Linked DNA regions of Homo sapiens: region 2 is linked to region 1. Evidence: chromatin loops called from intact Hi-C (ENCODE). Cell type or tissue: psoas muscle. All regions are shown on one strand.

Region 1 (2,500 bases):
TGGTGTGTCTATGACTTCCTTCAGATCCAGGCCTGGGATTCATTCCTCTGCCTCCGCACAGCCTGATAGACAGTAAGTGTCCAATATATGTTGAGTGAAGCAAACTGATAAGTGGTGAAGGAAGGAAGGGAGGAAGGGAGGGAGGGAGGGAGGGAGGGAGGAAGGGAGGAAGGCTGTTCAAGAGCAGAGATTCTCTCGTATGCACATCTGTGTCCCTGACACATAGTAGGCACTCAATAAATACTCACTGCACTGGAGGAATGAAAGAATGAATGGATGAGTGAGACTCTTTGCAAGCAGAAACAGCCCCTATCTTTGTATCCCTGTCACGTGACACAGTGCCTGACATCCAGGAGTTTCCATCAATGAATGTTATGCTGAATGAATGAATGAACCACTGAAGTGAACTCTATCAGTAGTGGCTGTGTCTTGTTTCATATCTATATGCACAGTGCTTAGCAGAGGGCTGAGTACACAGCAAGTGCTCATTAATCATTTACAGAACTGAATGAAAGAGTGAAAGAAAACAATGAATGCGAAAATGAAACTTTTCATCCTCAGAGAGCATGTCTTGTTCATCTCTGTCTCTCCACTTCCTAGCTTAAGGTCTTGCACACAGCAGGTGCTCATTAAATGTTAATCTGAATGAGCGAATGAGTGGGTGAGTGAAAAAGTGGTTCTTGTGGGTAGGGACATGTCTTGCTCATTAGTTTCCCCACTTCCTAGAACAGGGCTTGGCACACAATAGGTGCTGAATAAATAAATATGTGTTGAGCTGAACGCAGGAGTGAGTGAGTGCATAAATGAACTTCTTGAGGAGAGGAATGTATCTCGTTCATCTTTTCCCTCAGATCCTAATGCAGGGCCAGGCATAGAGCAGGTGCTTAGCAAATGCTTCCTGCACTGCCCTGACCTTTGTAGGAGCATCCATCTGTGAATGAATTGAGAAGGGAAGCCCAGCTGGGTGGACCTCGCCCATCTCCATCTGCCCCGTCCCATCCACCCAACCCCACTGCAGACTTTTCCTGTTGTTCGGTCTGCACAGGTGGACAGGAAATCCCCCAAAGGCCGGCCAGAGAGCTGTTTCCATATTTTCTCCACACCAGGCTGGCTCTGAGTGTGACCAAGGCGCCAGTCCGAATCCCAGCGCCGTCTGGCTGTGGAACAGTAACCCCCAGGGACCCCTCTTCCTGACCATGTTAGCAGTTCTAAATTTAGAGCCGGCTGAGCAGCTTGCACCAGGCAAGTAAAGCCGGGGAATGTTCTACTCACAGCCAGCCTAAAGTTACCATGTTCAGCACTGGCCAGGCCTGTTAACCCCCAAACAGCTGAGCAGTAGGCATGGAGAGAAGAGTTAAGGCTTTGGGGTGCAACGGAACAGGGTTCAAATCTACCTCTTTGACTTCAAATTTAGAATCCATGACAACAAAAATCACTTATGTGAGCCTCAGTTTTTCTCATCTGTAAAATGGGCATAATAAACCTTTATTCTGCCCCTCCCACCCCCCACCCCGCCGCTGCCTCCGGGATCTTATTTACCAACCTCAGCTACATGTCTTGCTTTTCCAAACTTCTCATGCTGAATCTGCCCACTCTTAGAGATTTAGTTTGGAATCAGTGGATACCCAGAAACAGTTTAAAAAACTGTGTTCCTGCTGGGCACAGTGGCTCATGCCTGTAATCCCAATACTTCGGGAGGCCGAGGTGGTGGATTACCTGATCTCAGGAGTTCGAGACCAGTCTGGCCAATGTGATGAAACCCTGTCTCTACTGAAAATACAAAAATTAGGCAGGCATGGTGGCGGGCGCCTATAACCCAGCTACTCAGGAGGCTGAGACAGGAGAGTCACTTGAACCTAGGAGGCGGAGGTTGCAGTGAGACGAGATCACGCCACTGCACTCCTGCCTGGTAGACAGAGCGAGACTCCTCCATCTCAAAAACCAACCAACCAACCAAACAACAACAACAAAAACAACTGCGTCACCTTGTTGATTTTGCAGAGCAGTGTCTCAGGTCGGGTTCCCAGAAGCAGACTCTGAGGTGGGGATTTGTGTGGATGTGATTTAGTGACAACAGCTTGAGTCAACGTGGTCCATTCAGGAGCTTTGGCGGGTGAACAGCATCACAAAATAAGTCCTACTTCAGAGCACTGGGGCAGCTTTTTCTCCACTGCCCACGGTCTGGAGGAGAGGGGGCTGTGAGCCATAGCAGCCAGAGCCCCCAGCACCTGGGGAATGGGCGCCCCAGCCAATAAAGGAGATCTGGCAGGGAACCAACAGCATCTACCACCTTTAGCGAGGCTTCAGGGTATTGACTCAATTAAATGAGATGCTGGGTATAAATTGGCTAGCATGGAGTAGTTGGTGCTCTGTGAGTGGTCATTTGGTAAAATGAAAGCTCTTAAGAAGATGGAAGTGGTTTCACTGGTGTTAATGATGTCTTTCTTTTCTTTCTTTCTTTCTTTTTTTTTTTTTTGAGACAGAGTCTCACCCCGTCGCC
Region 2 (2,500 bases), 270 kb after region 1:
CAAGAGTTCAAGACCAGCCTGGCCAACATGGTGAAACCCTGTCTCTACTAAAAAAACTAGCTGGGTGTGGTTGCATATGCCTGTAAACCCAGCTACTTAGGAGGCTGAGGCAGGAGAATCGCTTTAACCTGGGAGGTGGAGGTTGCGGTGAGCTGAGATCATGCTACTGCACACTCCACCCTGGGCGACAGAGCAAGACTCCGTCTCAAAAAAAAAAAAAAAAAAAAAAAAAAAAAAAAAAAAAAAAGGTCTTCCTGTATTTGTCCTGGATGTTTATATTTGCACTATAAATGAAGAAAGAGTGCTAAGCAAACGGGCACTGGAAAGACAGCGGGTGGGGTGTCTGAGGTCAAGCTCAACGGACAACAGACATTTCACATTCACACAAGCATTTCACAAAAGCCGTCATGTGTGTCTACCGGATTTGCTCATTATAATCGTCTATTTTTTTTGAAATAGGCTTGCTCATATTTAATTAGCTTGAATTGTGTTACAATAAATATTATAGTGCTTTAAGAAAAATGTCTGAAACCTTTGAGGCAGGTACAGAGGGAAGGTTTTCCCATATAGGCTGCACGTGTGCATGTTCGGGCCCACGCTACCTTCAGGCTGATGTCTGTCCAGTAGATGTGGTTGCTGGACACATCAAAGTCCAGGGCCGAGGCCTCCTTGACGCCGAGAGCAGGATGGCCACATCGTTGTTGTTGGTCTCGAGGGAGATCCTGTGGATGGCGGCTCTACTGGTGAAGACCAAGAAGGCCTTGGGCATGATGCAGGTCTTCATGTCACTCAGCAGTTCCAGGCCCTAGATGGGGCAGCCAAACCGGGTTGTGTGGGGCGTGAAGAAGCACAGGTGGCTGCACCCCCATTCCTGTCCGCATGAGGGTTGGTTCCTGGAAGTGAACACACAGGCTCCGATCTAAACACCAACAGCCCAGCAGGGAAAGGGGTGCAGCCAAGCCACACAATGAATGCCACCGTGAACCGCACAGCTCAGGGGTGTCAAGCTCAGGACTCACCCCTAGGTAGGGTTCGACCTCACGGCTGGGTTGGGCTGTGATTATCATTCCCATGGCCAGGCTCAACCCTCAAACACACACGTACCTTTTACCTCAAAGCCAGGATGTGCCAAAAGCTGCAACGTGCACAGCTTTATTCCAGCCACATGTCAAACAGGGACAGTAGCTGGGCGTGGTGGGAGAACACCTGGCAATGGCAACCAAGTTCTCCCCTGGTACGGCCAAGGGTCAGTATCAGTAACAGCAGTTCTGGCTCTGACTGGACCTTGTCAGGCTCCAGGCGCTGATCCCAGGGATTCAACCTGTGCGAACTTACTCCATCCACCTTGGAGTTAGGAGCTATTCTCATCCCCATTTCTCATTCGAGGAAACTAAAGTGCAGAGGCTGCTGAAGGGAGCATGGTCAGGAAGTCAGGGAGCAGCTCAGCGAGAATGCCAGCCTGGTGGTCCAGCCTCCTGGCCTGTGCTCCGACCCAGGAAGAACACGGTAACGGCTTGGGGCAGGGACTGGGTAAGTCACCCCTTGGGGTCTCGGCTCCTGAGACTCCCACCTAGGCCCTTCTTCTGATTCACAGACATTCCCAGCAACCCTGAAAACTCACATTCACCCAGCATGGCCAAAGCTGCCTCTTTTTCACACAGTACAGAGTGTGTTCATTTATTTTTGGCCAGTCTGTTAATCTCATCAACCGAAGTGCTGTTAAAACTGGCTTTAATTTAGTATTAAATATTTAAGCCAAAAAAAGAATCCTTTTGTTCATCTCCTTTAGTAAACCATGGGGTGAGAGGGGAGGGGAAAGAAGCCCAATTTCTCAGATTTAAATCACAGCCCCATGGATGCACCCTTTTGTCTTATCTCTGGGGATTATTTTTTGTTCTTTGAACAATCACTCACAGTGGGTCAGTCTCACCTTCCATGGTGGATAGTGAATGCTTTTTTTTTTTTTTTTTGAGACAGGTTCTCACTCTGTCACCCAGGCTGGAGTGCAGTGGCATGATCTCTGCTCACTGCAACCTCTGCCTCCAGGCTCAGGGATCCTGCCACCTCAGCCTCCTAAGTAGATGGGACCACAGGCACATGCCACTATGCCCGGCTAATTGTTTGTAATTTTTATTTTTTTAGTAGAGATGAGGTCTGTCTCTGTTGCCCAGGAGAGACACTCTCAAATTCCTGGGCTCAAGTGATCCTCCTGCCTCAGCCTTCCAAAGTGCTGGGATTTCAGGCGTGAGCCACTGCACCTGGCATTCATGCATTTTTTTTCTTTTTTTTTTTTTTTTTTTTGAGACAGGGTCTCACTCTATTGCCCAGATGGAGGTCAGTGGCGCAATACTGGCTCACTATAACCTCTGCCTCCTGGGTTCAAGTGATTCTCCTGCCTCAGCCTCCCAAAGAGCTGGGATTACAGGTGCGTGACACCACGTCTGACTAATTTTTTTTTTTGTACTTTGAGTAGACACGGGGTTTCACCATGTTGGCTAGG

What was found. A loop is a pair of places that touch in the nucleus more often than their neighbours do. Peaks named below come from ENCODE experiments on the same cell type or tissue, not always from the same donor. Only the 100,000 strongest peaks of a DNase experiment are listed, where the experiment ranks them.
Region 2: it touches region 1 in a loop (6-fold over the local background); 2 of 110 quality-filtered maps call a loop at or near these places.

The regions. Positions count from the first base shown.
Region 1 is chr22:25,085,650-25,088,149 of GRCh38, forward strand. All of the region lies in intron 6 of KIAA1671, which reads left to right. Among named protein-coding and RNA genes, the nearest start is that of KIAA1671-AS1, 26 kb to the right of the region's middle. RefSeq lists an enhancer at 353-647. In psoas muscle, no CTCF peak of the experiment used is centred here; a DNase peak (open chromatin) is centred at 1,092.
Region 2 is chr22:25,351,010-25,353,509 of GRCh38, forward strand. It overlaps the pseudogene LRP5L. Among named protein-coding and RNA genes, the nearest start is that of MIR6817, 100 kb to the right of the region's middle. In psoas muscle, no CTCF peak of the experiment used is centred here; no DNase peak of the experiment used is centred here.